Regions from separate parts of the Mus musculus genome. Here region 2 is linked to region 1. A link is a loop called in an ENCODE intact Hi-C map of the cell type or tissue named here. Cell type or tissue: left cerebral cortex. All regions are shown on one strand. Region 1 overlaps Cdh23 (cadherin 23 (otocadherin)). Region 2 has its middle 20 kb from the start of Gm20611.

Region 1 (8,000 bases):
TCTGCCTTTGCCAAGCCTCTGCGACGTGTGCCTCACTCTGGGCTTAGACCCCAAGTACCAAAAGGAACAAAGAAAGTTCGTACTTCTATTCCAGCACTTAGGAGGCTGAGGCAGGAGGATTCCAGGCCAACCTCACATCCTTACCGATCACCAGAGCCCCAGCCCCTTCTGTGTCCTCCACAGAGGCTCCCACTTGGTCCCCCGGATCCCTTCACCCCTCACATTCTGTCTTCTTTCTCTCAAATTTCTACCCTGTCAGCCCTGAGGGGTTTTATCCAGAAAACCTCTGAACCCCAGGGGATTCAAGCCTGTTTTGTCATGAACACACTGGAAGCCCAGAGGATGCTCTTCTCCAGCTCCTGCCTTCACGTTCCGAAGATCATGAGCCACAGACATTGGCACTTGTGTCAGAGTTAGATTTCTGTTAGCCCTCCGCAGGCAGGGTCCAGGGGAGATCTGAGCCACAGGGGAAAGAAATCAGATTACCACAGGCCTGGAAGATCGCGCCCTGTGTTCAGCTGGGGGTCTGAACAGGAGCCAACCAGGGTCTCTCATCCTGTTAGCCTGCTGCCTGGTGCTCACAGGAGTGGTCGTCCTTCCTATATGTCTTTTCTCACAGGATTCCCTACCTGCACAGTCACATTGGCCACCAGGGCAGGCTGGGGAGACTAGAGACAGCTGGCTGAGATCTAGCTCTGCCCAAGGATTCCAGGTTCTTATCTCTACCAGGCAAAGAATTCAGAGATAAGACAAAGGAATTGGGAGGGGTTTCCCTCTCCATTACGTGCGTGTGCGTGTGTGTGTGTGTGTGTGTGTGTGTGTGTGTGTGTGTGTGTGTGCGCGCGTGCGTCCTCACCCTCTTCTACCTTACTCTCTGAGGCAGGGTCTCTCACTAAACCCAGAACTCGCTGAGATGCTAGCCAGCTGGTTCTGGCGATCATCTGTGTCTGCCCTCTGGGTGGGAGTTACGGGTGGGAGGATGATGGTCCTGACCTTCACATGGGTTTCTGGGAATCCAAACACCCGTCCTCATTCTTGCATGGCAAAGTGCTGCTCTAACTTCTGAGCCACGTCCCTACCCCAAGGGAGGAAGTTCCACCACTGTAAGAAAGCACGTATCAAAAGGAAATATGAACCTCTAAGGAGAGGCAAATGGCTAGTTGTGCTAGGCTTGTGGTGTTATTTGCAGACAGCAAAGGACAGGCCACAGCGCTTTCCTTTGGTTATAGTCAGTGGTGGCAGCCAGCATAGACAGTTGCGTGACACTCTGCTGTGACATGGCCCAGTGGTTGCTTTGGTTCCCCAGATACCTTGAGCTCTTTTTTCTACCTGTCTAGAACACACTTTGCAAAGTGCCTAATATCTTTATTAGTAAGTTTCTGACCACAAACGGTCAGGAAGAGTGTGTCATGGGGGAGTGGGAGGACTGCCCCATAACCCAGGGACAATGGCATATTGCTGGAATCCCAACACTTGGGACGTGGAGGCTTAAGAATAAGGAGTACAGGGCCAGCCTGGGCTATGAGAAACTCTGCCTCAAAATAGACAGAAACAAAGGTTCCCCACCCCTACGTTTTAACACAACCACCACACCTGCGTCATCCTCTGGCCAGCTGGAGGCCACAAGAGAAGCTGATTGGTCAGGAATTGCCACTTGTCCCTTATGCCCATAAAGGACCCCGATGACATATGCCTCAGCTGCTCCTGATACCCTCAGGATCGACTGGCTAGAGGGAGGGAGCTCACAGGCAGGACCTGCTAACTCGGACCTGTTCTGGTGGCTTCCAGGGGAGTTTGTGATCTCTCCTGTGGAGGGTGTGCTGAGGGTCCGGAAGGATGTCGAACTGGATAGGGAGACCATCGCCTTCTACAACCTGACCATCTGTGCCCGAGACAGGGGAGTGCCGCCACTCAGCTCCACGGTGAGTCCTGGCCTAGCTCTGTGGCATCCCTTGATGCACACTGAACACCTACAAACATGGTCTCTCTTAGCCCAGAGAAACCAGAGGTGCCTCTCAAACTTAGCCTTGAGGAATCATGGCTCTCCAGGGTACTTGCCTCATAATACCGCTCAGGGGCTGGATATCTTTCTGATTTCTGTTCCTGGTTCAGACCTGTCGCTCCCCTCTCCTTCTGCTGCTTGGCTTCTTTTCCTCCTTCATCTTCCTCTCCCTTGACAACCCCTCTCAGTGTTTTTGCTACCTTGGCTCTGTCTCTGTCCCATCCTCTCCGGTCACGTCCACCCCTGGCTCTCCCTTCCCCCCAGATGCTGGTGGGAATCCGAGTGCTGGACATCAATGACAATGACCCAGTGCTACTGAATCTTCCCATGAACGTCACCATCAGTGAGAACAGCCCTGTCTCCAGCTTTGTCGCCCACGTCCTGGCCAGCGATGCTGACAGTGGCTGCAATGCCCTCCTCACCTTCAACATCACCGCTGGCAACCGAGAGCGGGCCTTCTTCATCAATGCCACGGTAGGGTTGGATCTGCCCAGGGCTCCCAGCCCTTCCTACCGGAGGCCCATTGAGGAGCTCTGGGTTCTAGACTGGGGCAGAGACTTCTTTGTGGTCATGAAGAAACTGGACCCCAAAGCATGAGCAGCAGCAGTTCTAAAGTTAATCAGAATCCATGAGTACTAGCACACACCCAGCTCCTGGCCAGCCATTGCAAGGCTAAGCAGGAGGATTGCTGGGAGTTCACAGTTAGCCCAGAATTCCTACAAACCCTGAATCAAAAGAAGCAAGCGTAAGATGGATGCAGTATTGTATTCTATAATCCTAGCCCTTGAGACACAGCAGAGACATTAGGAGATCCGGTCATCATGGCACCATCGTTTGAGGTCAGTCCATGCTGTAAGAGACCCTGTCTTTCAAAAAAAAAGTAAAGCAACCAAGTATAATGAAAAAATCTACTCAAAATAAGTCATCTCTTGAGCCGGGCGTGGTGGCGCACGCCTTTAATCCCAGCACTCGGGAGGCAGAGGCAGGCGAATTTCTGAGTTCAAGGCCAGCCTGGTCTACAAAGTGAGTTCCAGGACAGCCAGGGATACACAGAGAAACCCTGTCTCGAACCCCCTCCCCCCACCCCAAAAAAAGTCATCTCCTAGAGCCAGACAGGTTGTGGGAATTCCAGCCAGCAAGGGAGCACCATCCGCCTTAATTAAACAACAGAGGGAGGCTTAGAAACAACTGAGTTGGTTTCTTTGGCTTGGACAATCAACCAGTCACTTGGCTATGGGCGCATTCATTAGCACAGTTGCCCTGATCCAGCGCTGCCCATGTGGATTGCGGTGCTCAGTACAGGAACTCAGTCCCAGTCAGTCAGGCCCCCTTTGGTTTTATTGAGCAGCAATTTTCTGGTATCCACCAACCACTCCCTTAATGCACCCCTCAAGCCTTCTCCTGGGCACACCCAAACTTCAAACTGTAAGATAGCTTGAGCCATACTTAAGTGCACCTGAGTTTCTCTCCTGGCCTCTTGGAGTGTCTGAAGACTGTTGACATCCAAGGTCCCTCTTTTGGGTTTGCCCAGAACTTGGTTATCACTGACTTACCATCTCCTTGGAAAGATCCTGGTGCCCTCCTTTGACCCTTATCTGTTAGGTACTTTAGGGAAGGTACTTCTAGCTGCCTAGGAACTGTGGTCAGAGCATGGGTAACTGGGGTGTGGGGGGTGGGGAGTACCTGCTCATCTAACCAGCCAGGCACATCCCAGACAGGGATTGTCACTGTCAACCGGCCCCTGGACCGAGAGCGCATCCCAGAGTACAGGCTGACTGTTTCTGTGAAGGATAACCCGGAGAACCCACGCATAGCCAGGAAGGTAAGGCTGCAAGACACTGAGGTTGGATGGGGTAAAAGAGGTGGGGAGGGGAAGAGAGAGGGAGAGGGGGTGGGGAAGCCAAGTGTGTGTGTGTATGTGTGTGTGTGTGAGAGAGAGAGAGAGAGAGAGAGTTGTAAGAGTGAGAATGGATACTCAAATACACACACACACACACACACACACACACACACACACACCTCCCCTGGTGAGCGGGTGGCAGCTTGCCACAGGCTTAGAAGCACACATCTGCCTTAGCAAGCGCTGGCTTCAGATCTCAGTTTTCCTGTCCACCAGTATGTGCTTGAGCCAATTCATTTTCTTCCCAGCCTCCCTTTTCTCTTGCATCCTTGAGTCAGTACTGAGCCTGGCCCAGGGCCAACACTCATTGGATGCCAGATGACCCCAGATGTATGTGTATGTACACACATAGGACTCAGACTTGCACTTAGAGGCCCTGAAGGGGGAGGGTGGGCTACAGTGTCCTTCGAATGTCAAACACACAGGCTCCTTACTGAAAGGCAGTGGGTGCTGCCTGACGGTCCCTTTCCGGTTGGAGTTGGTCTGTTCTTACTGCTCCTGGTGTCGGGCTAGGATCCTGTGCCTGTTTCCCCAGAGCTGCTCCGGGCCAGCTAAGTGGCCGTGTTGCCACACTGCTTTCTTAATACTTCAGTTTCCCCATCTGGACTCTGTTCTGGAACATGAGCAACTTATCAGTGGCTACACCAATGAAGGAGATACCACCCCCACCTCTGCCTACAGTCCTTTGTGAGGCCCTCATATTCTTGATAAGGCGCTTGATTTTATTGTAAAGGGATGCCAACTCGGTCAGATCCGTATCTGTTGGAATGACCGTGTGATTTCTGGCTCTGGGTCCACTTATGTGATGAATTGCATTTGTTAGTGTATACTGAACCATCTTGTCATCTCTGGAATGAAACCAACTTGATTATGCTGATCACCTGGAGGTGCCTCTTTCTTAGGCTTCCAAGAATTTTGTTGGGAATTTTTTGCATCTCTGTTCAATCAGAATGCGCTGTAGTTTGTTGTTCTTGAACAGGGTTAGGGTTCTCTGTTGACACAGAAAGCAGTCCCAGTGACAGCCATCTCAGGGAGCCCTTTCTTATATGATCCCTACTGTCTTAGTTAGGGTTTTACTGCTGTGAACAGACACCATGACCAAGGCAACATTTAATTGGGGCTGGCTTACAGGTTCAGAGGTTCAGTCCATTATCATCAAGGTGGGAGCATGGCAGCATCCAGGCAGGCATGGTGCAGGAGGAGCTGAGAGTTCTACATCTTCACCTGAAGGCTGCTAGCAGAAGTCTGACTTCCAGGCAGCTAGGATGAGGGTCTTAAGCCCAAGCCCATAGTGACACACCTACTCCAATAGGACCACCCCTCCTAATAGTGCCACTCCCTGGGACAAGCATATTCACACATTATGCCTACTGTGACTTCTATACATTTCACAGAAGTGCTGAAGGTTGATCTGCAGTATCCACAGTGTCTGTGGCACTGGTGGCAATTGTATTAACTGTGGTGAGGGGAGTTGGTTGGACCAGTAAACAGGTAGACCTCAGGGACAGGAGAATCAGCTGGCAGAGTGATAAAATATTCCTCTTCCCTCCATTTCCCTAAATATAATGAATCACTTGTCTGATGAGGCTTCTATGGTGCTGTCTTACCCCAAAGTGCATCCTGGGGCTTTGAAGCACAGGGTACCATCTCTGTGTCCCCATCTGAGGACTGCAGAGTCATATTTAGGGGCCCTAGCTTTGTATGAGAGTATGGGTGAACTTGGGCTAACATCAATCAGACATGAAGGTCTGAAAGCCAGGACTCACCTTCCAACCTGAAATCCCCCATCCGTAGGCAGCGTGGTGTGGCTAAGTACCCTTCTCACCACATAACACTCCCATAAAAGACTTAAGATTCTTGTTGATGGGGGCTGGAGAGATGGCTCAGTGGTTAAGAGCACTAACTGTTCTCCCGAAGGTCCTGAGTTCAAATCCCAGCAACCACATGGTAGCTCACAACTACCTGTAATGAGATCTGACACCCTCTTCTGGAGTGTCTGAAGACAGCCACAGTGTACTTACATATAATAAATAAATAAATCTTTAAAACACACACACACACACACACAAACAGTTCTTTTTGATGAAGGAAGGTGGAGATAGGCCAGTCTGGGCATTGTATCTTAAGAAGATCACCCAGTGATCACCAGCAAGATGGCACTTGATCTCCCGATCCTGCTTTCAGTCCCCATCTCTGAGCATGGTCCCCTTCAGTAGAACAGCATCCAGCCTTCTCACTCTTCTGCCCACCACAGGACTTTGACTTACTGCTGGTATCTCTGGCTGATGAAAACGACAACCACCCCCTCTTCACTGAGGGCACGTACCAGGCCGAGGTGATGGAGAACTCTCCTGCTGGTAGGTGCTCCTAGTATCCGGGCAGACACACTGGGGCCTCAGGTGCCAGGGATACACTTTGTGACCAGTGGCATAGCTGGACATAGAACCCAGCGGTACAGAGGGGTGGGTGCAGCTCTGAGTCTTGGGGGCTAGGGCTGCTGCAGAGGCCACAGGTCTGTTTAGGAGAGATAAGAGTAGCCACTGATATTGATCAGCCTGGGGTGATCTGAAAGCAGCCCCACTCTAACCTCAAGAGAGGAATTCAAGGTAAAAAGAGTTCCCAGGACACAGATGAACCCATCTTCCTTGCCCTGCAGCCCTGTAGGGTAGAACTCCTGGGACCTGCCATTAGAAGAAGGGCTCAAGCATCCCACTCAGGCAGCCTAGTCATTGCCCCTACACAGCACTGATTGACCTCACCTCCCTTTGATGCCTGTTGGAGGTCCTCACACCCCTCTCTGCCCCCACCCAGAGTCCCCAGACATTGATTTTTTTGACTCAGAAAGAGACAAAGCCAGATAGTACTGTCTCTGGGTGGATGTCACCGCTGTGTGGATTTGACTTTGAAATCTGCTGGTGTGCCCATCGGTGCATTCACCAACCGGTACACTGCCGCATCAAGGGGGATGTGTGGAGTTACATGTGTGCACAGACACATGTAGGCACGTGGTCGGCCCTATGACATATTTCCTGCACTGGCAAGCTGTGCCTACCAACAGAGACAGACACACAGACAAGGGCACAGCCGGAGGATCCTAAACTGGAACGTGCCCCATGTGCATGCAGTTGCTACCATGTGATCTCAGGTGCCCACACGCATACACGAGTGTGTATATATAGCCATGTACAGTCAGACCTTATAATAGAGCAATGTCTACATGCATATGGACAGACAAGACACACACACATGGTGGGATGCCAGGGAGCCCCCTAGATCCTCCAGTGGAGTGGCCAGCCTCAAAGGCTGCTGGGAAGCAGGCATAGCTCCAGGCAGGCCAGAGGGGCTCGCTCACCGCTCTTGTGTTTTCTCCCCAGCAGAGCTTTGAGGCCACTCCCAGGCATCTGCATTCAGTCTGTCAAGGCTGCCGCAGGCCCACCCCAGGGCCTCCCTACCCCTCCCTGCCTACCTCCCCGCCTTCCCCCTCTCATCCATCGTCAGCCATGGTCATGGGGACACGGACGGGGAGGGGGGAGGGTGGGGACCAGGCTGGCCCGTGGTGACTCCTCTCCTCTGGCTCAGGGACACCCCTCACAGTGCTCAATGGGCCTATCCTGGCCCTGGACGCTGATGAAGATGTGTACGCCGTAGTCACGTATCAGCTCCTGGGCACCCACAGTGACCTCTTTGTTATCGACAACAGCACAGGTGAGGGCTGTGCAGCAGCTTAAAGGCTAATTCCGTCGTGGGACTGGCCCAGGCTTGGGTCTAGGGTGGTGGTTCTCAACCTGTGGGTTGAGACCCCTTTGGGCATTGAATGATCCTTTCACAGGGGTCACATATTAGATATCCTGCCATATCAGATATTTATGTCATGATTTATAGCGGTAGTAAAATTACAGTTATAAAGTAGCAATGAAAATCATTTTACGGTTGGGGGGTGTCATCACACCATGGGGAACTGTGTTAGGTTGCAGCGTTAGGAAGGTTGAAAACCACTGTTCTAGGGTTCATCTTTAGCATGGGCCCAGGTTCTTCCAGAACCCTTTTGCCCATAGCCCACAGACCACATTGTAACTGGATTAGGCCCCCAGAGCCTCA
Region 2 (8,000 bases), 720 kb before region 1:
GAGGCCACAGTGCAAAGCTTTAGTGTAGACATTTTCCCAAAACACCTCGCCTAGGCCCCTTAAACGGAGGCAGCTCTGCTTTGTTCTGTTCCTGGGTTATGGCTAGGACGGTTTTTGCAGGAGGGGTTTAAAACACATCTAGAAAGTCAATGTAGATCAATTAACCTGTAACTGTCCATCAAGCTAACTCGGGTATTCTGGGTTGCTCTTTTGGTTTTGAGATAGGCTATATGTTTGTAGTACAGTGTGAGTTCCGGCCAACCTTGGCTAACCTACTTGTGGGTAACATACTTGTGAGATAGTTTATGGGTCTGGGCTTTCCCAAAGATTTCCTTGAACTGATGAGCTGGGCCCAGGAGACATCCCCATTACTGAGAAAGATGAGGGGACAGAGCTCAGACCCTAATAACTGTTTTATATATGTGTGTGTGTGTGTATTTTTTTTTTTTTTTTGAGATAGAATCTCATGTAACCCAGGCTGGCCTCAAAATTTCTATCTGGCTAAGGGTAACCTGGGGTTTCTGATCTTTCTGCTTCCACCTCCGATGTGCTGGGATTTACAGTCATGTGTCCCCATGGCACCTTCTGGTTCTTTAATGGTGAGAAAGAAGCCTCAGTTTTCCGGCTCATCAATGGGAACAAGCAGATGACAGAATATCGTGGGACTCCTTGGGGGTATGAGCAGTTAGGGTGTAGGAGGTTGGGTGCAGCCTCTGTGGGCTTGCACGTGAGGAAGACAGAGATGTCTCCAGCTTCCACTGGGCCAGCAAGGAGAGCAATGTGTGGAATACAGGTGGATCATGCATGGTGCCTTCCAGGAGGAGAGCCTGACCTTTCTGCTTCCTCCCCTGGAAGGATGTGATGGCTTCATTATGGGGCTGGCTCTTTGCCAGCCTCACCACATCCCCTCTGGCAGACCTGGCAGGTGACCACCTGTCTTCTGGAGAGATGGAGGACCCTGTGCCCTGTTAGCAGATGAGGTAACTAAGGTAATTAAGTGGAGGGGAAGGTGGAGACCAATTCCAGGTGTCCCCAGCTCAGATGCCAGAATGTTCTGTATGCTGTCACCTCTCTCTGTCCTACTCTATCCCCTGCCACCTCCCTCCCACCCCCCCAGCCACCATGACCTCTGCTCTCTGGCTTCCTGAGTTCTGTGGGGCCTCCTGGGAAGACTCTTTCCAAGCGTGTGTGCGTCCTGTGGCTACAATTAATCATGGAATCATTAAGAAGCCATCTTCCTGGTTGGTGGCACCATCTTCCATCTTTCGGCCCTCACATTCTGGTGCCCCTCGGTACCTTCCTCTTGAGGCTGCCTGAGGGTGGATACTACACAAGCCAACCAAACATGGCCCCATCCTCCAACAGAGCGCACCTGACTCTCCCTCTGCTTTTTTGGGGTGGGGTGGGTGTTTCCTGGTTTCTCTGCCGGGAGCTGTGGGTCCCTTTGTGATCCCCCCTAGAAACTGCTGCCCGCGAGCTCCTGAGGCTTACCCCTAGCGAGAGTGGTCCCATCTGAACCAGCAGGACAGCTGAGGTTCTTCACGAAGCCCTTGCTTCTGAGCTTGCCAGCTCTGCCACTGTGGCCATGGCCCAGAACCCTCCGCACTGAATGGGCCGACTGGTATTTCTTCCTCACTTGGGAGCCCTGGGGACACCCTCATTCTCAGTGTTCCCCTGAAGCAGACACAATGGTTGCGGGTTGGGTGAGTCTTCCTTGTTCTATTGCTAAGCCTGCTTCCTGGAGAAGGAGCCAGAGTGTCTCCTGCTCCCTTCCGGATTCAGGGCTCTCCTCTTCCTTCTCCTGCCCTGGTGGCTTTTGGGATGAACTAGATCGTGGCCATGTTCTCCAAGGACATGTCTTCTCTTGCATCCCCCTCTCTGTTTCCCAGGTAAGATTATCAACTCAACATGGCAGCATCGCTGTGACACCTACTGTTTACTCTCTGCTTCATGGGGGTTGGGGAAATAGCTCGTCCGGGGAAGTGCTACCTGCACAAGCTTGGAGTTTCAATTCCCAGAACCCATGGATGCAAAGCCAGGCATGTCTGTAAACCCCAGCTCTGGGGAGGCAGAAACAAGTGGATCCCTGGGACTGTGTGACTGGGCAGCTTAGCCTACTTGTCAAGGTCCTGGCCACTGAGAGACCCTTCTCAAAAAACCAAAAACAAACAAACAAACAAAAAAAAACAAGGTATACAGTTGCTCTCCCCTGTCTTCCATAGTTTCTCTGTCACACACACTTTACACAAATACCCTATCTTCTGGAGTTTCATTTGCCCTGTGGACGTTCCATGACAATAGCGGAGCTGTCAGGAAACCTGGAGATAGGTCCAGACATGAGAGTGGGGAGCACAGGAGCCTCTGTTTGTCCTCGCCCACGCGATTAATATGATGATGCCCTCTGGGGCCAGGGGCTAGTGGCGGTGATGAGTGGGGTCTTGTGTTGGAGGCAGGGGTTCTAAGCATAAGATTTTTGGCTTGAACAACTGGAGAGAGAGGGTTTCAGGGGATAGGAGCCTGCTGGAGGTTTAAGCTACGGTTAAGCTCCAAGGGTGAGTGGGACAGTTGAGTCTGTATTCCTGGGCCCTTGGGCTATGACTTAGAGGTGTTGGTAGGCATGAAAATGAAAAGTTTTAGCATTAGATGAGCTTTGAAAAGACCTACAGAGCCTGCTCAGCGTGGAGCAGTAGGGGCTTCTCTGCCAAGGGCGAAGGGCGGATGAGGGAGGAAATAGTGGCTGGTGCCTTGGAACACCAAGGAGAGGAGGGAAGATGGAAGCTGGGGTCTTAAGGAGGCATAAAGAGTCGCAGGAGTACGGGTTGGGTTATCTCAGAGAAGGCTCTGCAGACCACCAGAGAGAAGGGCCATTTCACTCGTGGGCAGGAGGGAGCTGTTGATGGTGAGGATAATTTGACAGACATGACCGCTTAGGCCCAGTGATTAAATGAATGAGAAGAGCTGAAGTGGAAACTAGGCTTCCATATGGGCCTGTTTTGGGGTTCGCCTTGGACTTTAGATTCTTTTTTGGTTAAGCGGGGTGAAAATATTAAGAACCCACCCAATAGAACACGTCTGTGAAGTCTAGGTGCCATAACCTGTCATTCCCATTATGACCACTAGGTGGCAGCCAGTGCTCGGTTGCCCTGGCACCAGCCCTCCTATGATCCGAACAGGATTTGGAGAGCAGGGACTGGGTTTAGGACTGGCCCATCCCAGCCTACAGTTTTGATAGGGAATCTTCTCTTTATCCTTCCACTACTTCCTTGGAGGCTCCAGGGCCATGTTCCCAAGGGGTGACATCTACTGCTGGCTACACGGGGCTTCTTTCTGACGTAGCTCTCTGCCAGGCGCAGAGTACAGGAGACGTACGCACAGCGTTGCTAGAGGTGGCAAATAAACGCAGCATTTGGGACACAAACACACTCCATATTGTTCTTCGTAAATCTGAAATTAAAACTCATCTAGCCATCCTGTTGCAGTGGTATGAGTGACTGTCACTCCCTTGTACCCAGTGGCGTGCCAAGGCTTGAGGGCTGACAAGGTCATCCCATGGTCACCTGCCCTGCTTGTCTGTCTGTCCATCCTTCATGAGGATGAGCCAGAACTGAGGACACAGAGACCCCTAACCACTGCTCTCTCCTGATTCCATCTTTCCAGGTCCAGCCCGTCCGGCTTCTCTGAAGCCTTTGCAGAACCCAGTGGCAGAGCTGGCTGTAGTTTACCTTCCCAGCCTACCCTGGAAGAGAGGAACTCACCTGCACAGAGACACTGTCTGTCTCCTTCCCAACTAAAGAGCATGTGATTTCAGACCCGGAAGGCCAGCTCTGGGGTGCTCCCTAAAGGCCCATTCTCTTTTCTCACTGGCAGACACCAGGTGTGGAGACTGAGTCCCAGAGAGGGACAGTAAACAGTCTGCAGACACACAGCATCCTGCTCCAGATCTGACCAGTTTCCCTGCATCCTTTAGGTTCTGACTCAACCTTGGCTCCTGAGCAATGTGTAGTACCTTCTGTCCCCCCGGAGGTCCTCTTAACAAGCCCCAAACCAGGCCATTTGCAGTGATTCCCTCCCTGGGTCCTTGACGACGGAGCCTTGTCCACCCCGCTCTACTCGAGAGAAGATTCATGAGGCAGGTGAGTTGGTTTAAAGGGACCCGGAGTCTTTTTATCACCTTGATGGCCTCCGTGGATTTTGTCTCAGGGAGTATCCGAGAGACTTTAATTAAATCAGGAGCTCGGCCCCCACTGGTGTGCCTGCTGCTTATCAGTTTCTTTAGGCCCTGATTCATTACCCAGGATTATTTTTTTTCATCCCTGAAATAATCTTTAAAGGCCTTCTATCAGGGAGATTAAAGCCATAAGTCACACATGTCCTCGTGGACGCTTTGTTTTCTCTGCCCACGGGCAGCATGAAGCCACCCGAGGGCCCGTGCTCTGGTGCCATCCCGGGGTGGGGCGTCCAGCTGCATGGAGGATTGGTAGAGCTGAGGGTGCTGGGCTGGCTGGCGTGGGCAGGAGCGGATGAGAGAGAGAGATGCCCTGCTTTATGAATTGTCTTCCTTTCTTTAACACTCATGTGTCACCTTTGTCTGGCCTTTCCCTCTTCTGGGCTGACCAGAGCAAAACAAATGAGGTGTCTTCGGGAGCAGAGACAGGTGACCGGGGACTTCATCTTCCTTCCTTTCTTGTTTCTTTGTCTGAAGTTAGAGAAGCAAGGTTCTTTTCTGATGGTAGCAGCCCTGATCCCACTTTCAACTGTGGATCTCCCCTAAGGCAGCTACCTTTGAGGCCTAGAGGTCTCATCCACCCCTTCCTTGTCCCCCTGGGCCCTTGGCAAGGAATGAACCCTTGAGTTTGATCTCTAATGGGGACCAGGGACACCACAGGTATGGAGAGAGAGGGCAGGCTTCCTGGAGAGGTGATGATGGAGACTTGGGAAGCTTGCATCTGGTTCCAGGAAGGGGAACAAAGTGGATCCTAAGTACCAGACCTCAAGTTCTGCCTTGTCTCTCTGGGGGAAGTGAGGGCGTGGAGGAGGGCCTCTAGCCTTAACAGATCCTTTCATCCCAAAGGAGGCCTGTGATCCCTGCTGAGTTCCTACGGTGCTGACCACATGGCAGGGGTCCCCTGTCTGTCCTCACTGGTGACAGGTGGTTGCAGTGACCCTGATGTCCCTTTGACAGTGGCTGCTGTGTAGGTGGAGGTTGGGTATTGGGTGGAGTTTAGGGACATCTCAGAGAAAGGTCCCAGGTGAGTCTGAGCAGGGACTTTTGTACCTTGACAGGAGTCACAGACAGCCTTGGGACTCCTTGTGTGGATATACAGAGCTGGGTTAAGGGATCCAGGAACTGGGGAACAGTGTGAACCCCTTGCTCTGAGCACAGGAGATATGTCTGACCCTCTGTACCGAATACTTCTTCTTCTTCTCCTCCTCCTCCTCCTCCCCCCTCCTCCCCTCCTCCTCCTTCTCCTCCTCCTCTTCTTCTCCTCCTCCCCCTCCCCTCCTTCTCCTCCTCCTCCTCTTCTTCTTCTTTTCCTCCTCCTCCTCTTCTTCTTCTCCTCCTCCCCCTCCCCTCCTCCTCCTCCTCCTCTTCTTCTTCTTCTCCTCCTCCTCCTCCCCTCCTCCTCCTCCTCCCCCTCCTCCCTCCTCCTCCTCCTCCCTCCTCCTCCTCCTCTCACCTACCCCCCTCCTCCTCCTCTTCTTCTTCTTTGTTTTTTATTTTTTAAAGATTTATTTATTTACATATATGAGTGCACTATTGCTCTCTTCAGACACATCAGAAGAGGGCGTCAGATCCCATTACAGATGATTGTGAGCCACCATGTGGTTGCTGGGAATTGAACTCAGGACCTCTGGAAGAGCAGTCAGTGATCTTAACCACTGAGCCATCTCTCTAGCCTGTACCGAATACTTCTATTCCTTGTTCTCTCTGACCTCCAGGTCCCTCTATGTTCTGTCCCTATGCCTTCCTGGACTCCACGGTCACCTGTTTCTATCATCATATCCTATGGCTCAGCAGAGTTGGGACCCTTGGTCACAAGTTTGTATCTGGGCTCTCTCACCCCAGGTTCCCTACAGAGTCCATTTCATGGTGACTGGCTGGGGTCGGCTCCTCTGAGGTAGGCTGGTGAGCCTCTTCCGACCCAGCCTAGAACAGACTTTCAGTGAGTGTTTACTGAGGGAATTAGGCTGAGGGAGCAGCATGGGATCTTAGGGGAACTTTGGAGACATGGAAGTCCTAAGAGGGATGTTTAAGTCCCTGGTGACCCTGCATTTCACAGCCTAGGCACAAGACTCATCCCCTGGCTTGCTTTGGCCTGGCCACTGCGGGTTCATGACCCCCAGGACTGGTGCTAACAGGTCAGGGTGCTGGAAAAGAATCAAATCTGTCAACCTAGCCACGAGGAGACATGTGTGGATACATCATGAGCACATGGGAGAGCTCTCATCTTCCTGGGGTAGGGTGTGGCTGCCGTTGTGTGGGTGCAGACTGTGATCTCCCCAATGCATCCTGGGGGTGGACGGTCATCAATAACTTTGCTTTGTAAGCCGAAACTCAGAAATATCGGCATAAGCTTTCAAATCCAGGACAGCCCAATTTTCAATACCTGTATTAGTGTGCTCTGTGCATGGGCACGCGCTTGTAAGACCCTGGGACGTTATTAGACAGTGGTCGAGTTTCAGGAGCTGTAGGGTGATCTGTGGTTTCTGCAGGAGTTTGGAGTGACAGCCGACCATGGAGAGGCAATTAGCTCATGATCCCCGAAGGCAAAGGCCTTTGCCTATGCAATAATAACTCCTCCGGTGCCCACTGTGCACAGCATGCTCGGTGATGACTGTGTTGTTCACGACAATCTCGTCTTCTAGTGGCCACAGTCCCAGTCCACAGAGGAGGGGATGAAACGACAGAGCACTCTCTCATCCGGTCCCTCCTTCCTCAGTCTCTTCTCTGTCAATCTCCTGTGATGGGGGAGGGGGGAGCCTGGGAGCCTGACTGAAGCTCTCCTGGCCTGGTGCAGGCCTGCCTCTCCCCACAGGTCTGCTGCTTACATGCAGCCCCTTATCTTTGCCGGAAGAGAGACTAACAAGGTTAAGAACCCCAGTGCCTAGCAGTGGTGATGTACACACCTTAATCCCAGCACTCAGGAGGCAGAGGCAGGCAGATCTCTGAGTCTGAGGCCAATCTGGTCAACAGAGTGAGTTCCAGGACAGCCGGGGGTACAAAGAAAAACCCTGTCTCAAAACCCTGTCCAACCAAGCCTTAAAGAAACCGTGTATGATGGCATGCACCTGTGATCATAACATTAGAGGAGACTGAGGCAGGGAGACTGGGAGATCAAGGCCAGCCTGAGCTACTCAGCAGGACCCTATCTTAAAATAAATCAAAACAAACACATTCAGGGAGATACCTGTTCAAGAGATGGGCTCCTGAGTTCCGAGTGGCCAGCCTGGACCTGGGCTTAGATGCAGACCTCTTGGGCCTGGCCTTTAGTATCTGGCCTTAGCACCTTAGTCAAGCACCTCACGGGGTCTCCTTTTTTTTTTTTTTTCCTCTGATAGAGTTGTTATAAGTGACACAAGAATTTTTTTATTTTTATTTTTACTTTATTTTATTATTATTTTATTATTATGATTTTGTTTTGTTTTGTTTTGTTTTGTTTTGTTTTGTTTTGTTTTGTTTTCAAGACAGGGTTTCTCTATGTAGTCCTGGCTGTCCTGGAACTCACTTTGTAGACCAGGCTGGCCTCGAACTCAGAAATCTGCCTGCCTCTGCCTCCTAAGTGCTGGGATTAAAGGTGCGTACCACCACTGCCTGGCTTATTTTTATCTTTTTAAAGATTTATTTATTTATTATATGTAAGTACACTGTATCTGTCTTCAGACACACCAGAAGAGGGCATCAGATCTCATAGATGGTTGTGAGGCACCATGTGGTTGCTGGGATTTGAACTCAGGACTTTCGGAAGAGCAGTCAGTGCTCTTAACTACTGAGCCATCTC

Evidence for each region. Peaks named below come from ENCODE experiments on the same cell type or tissue, not always from the same donor. Only the 100,000 strongest peaks of a DNase experiment are listed, where the experiment ranks them.
Region 2: it touches region 1 in a loop (2.2-fold over the local background); 5 of 42 quality-filtered maps call a loop at or near these places.

The regions. Positions count from the first base shown.
Region 1 is chr10:60,325,630-60,333,629 of GRCm38, reverse strand. Cdh23 (cadherin 23 (otocadherin)) reads left to right here. Exons shown (of 71, transcript NM_023370.3): 43 at 1,789-1,922; 44 at 2,267-2,476; 45 at 3,717-3,824; 46 at 6,157-6,259; 47 at 7,482-7,607. Among named protein-coding and RNA genes, the nearest start is that of Vsir, 17 kb to the left of the region's middle. In left cerebral cortex, no CTCF peak of the experiment used is centred here; a DNase peak (open chromatin) is centred at 4,070.
Region 2 is chr10:61,047,558-61,055,557 of GRCm38, reverse strand. No RefSeq gene overlaps it. Among named protein-coding and RNA genes, the nearest start is that of Gm20611, 20 kb to the right of the region's middle. In left cerebral cortex, a CTCF peak has its summit at 3,113 (motif pointing right); a DNase peak (open chromatin) is centred at 3,128.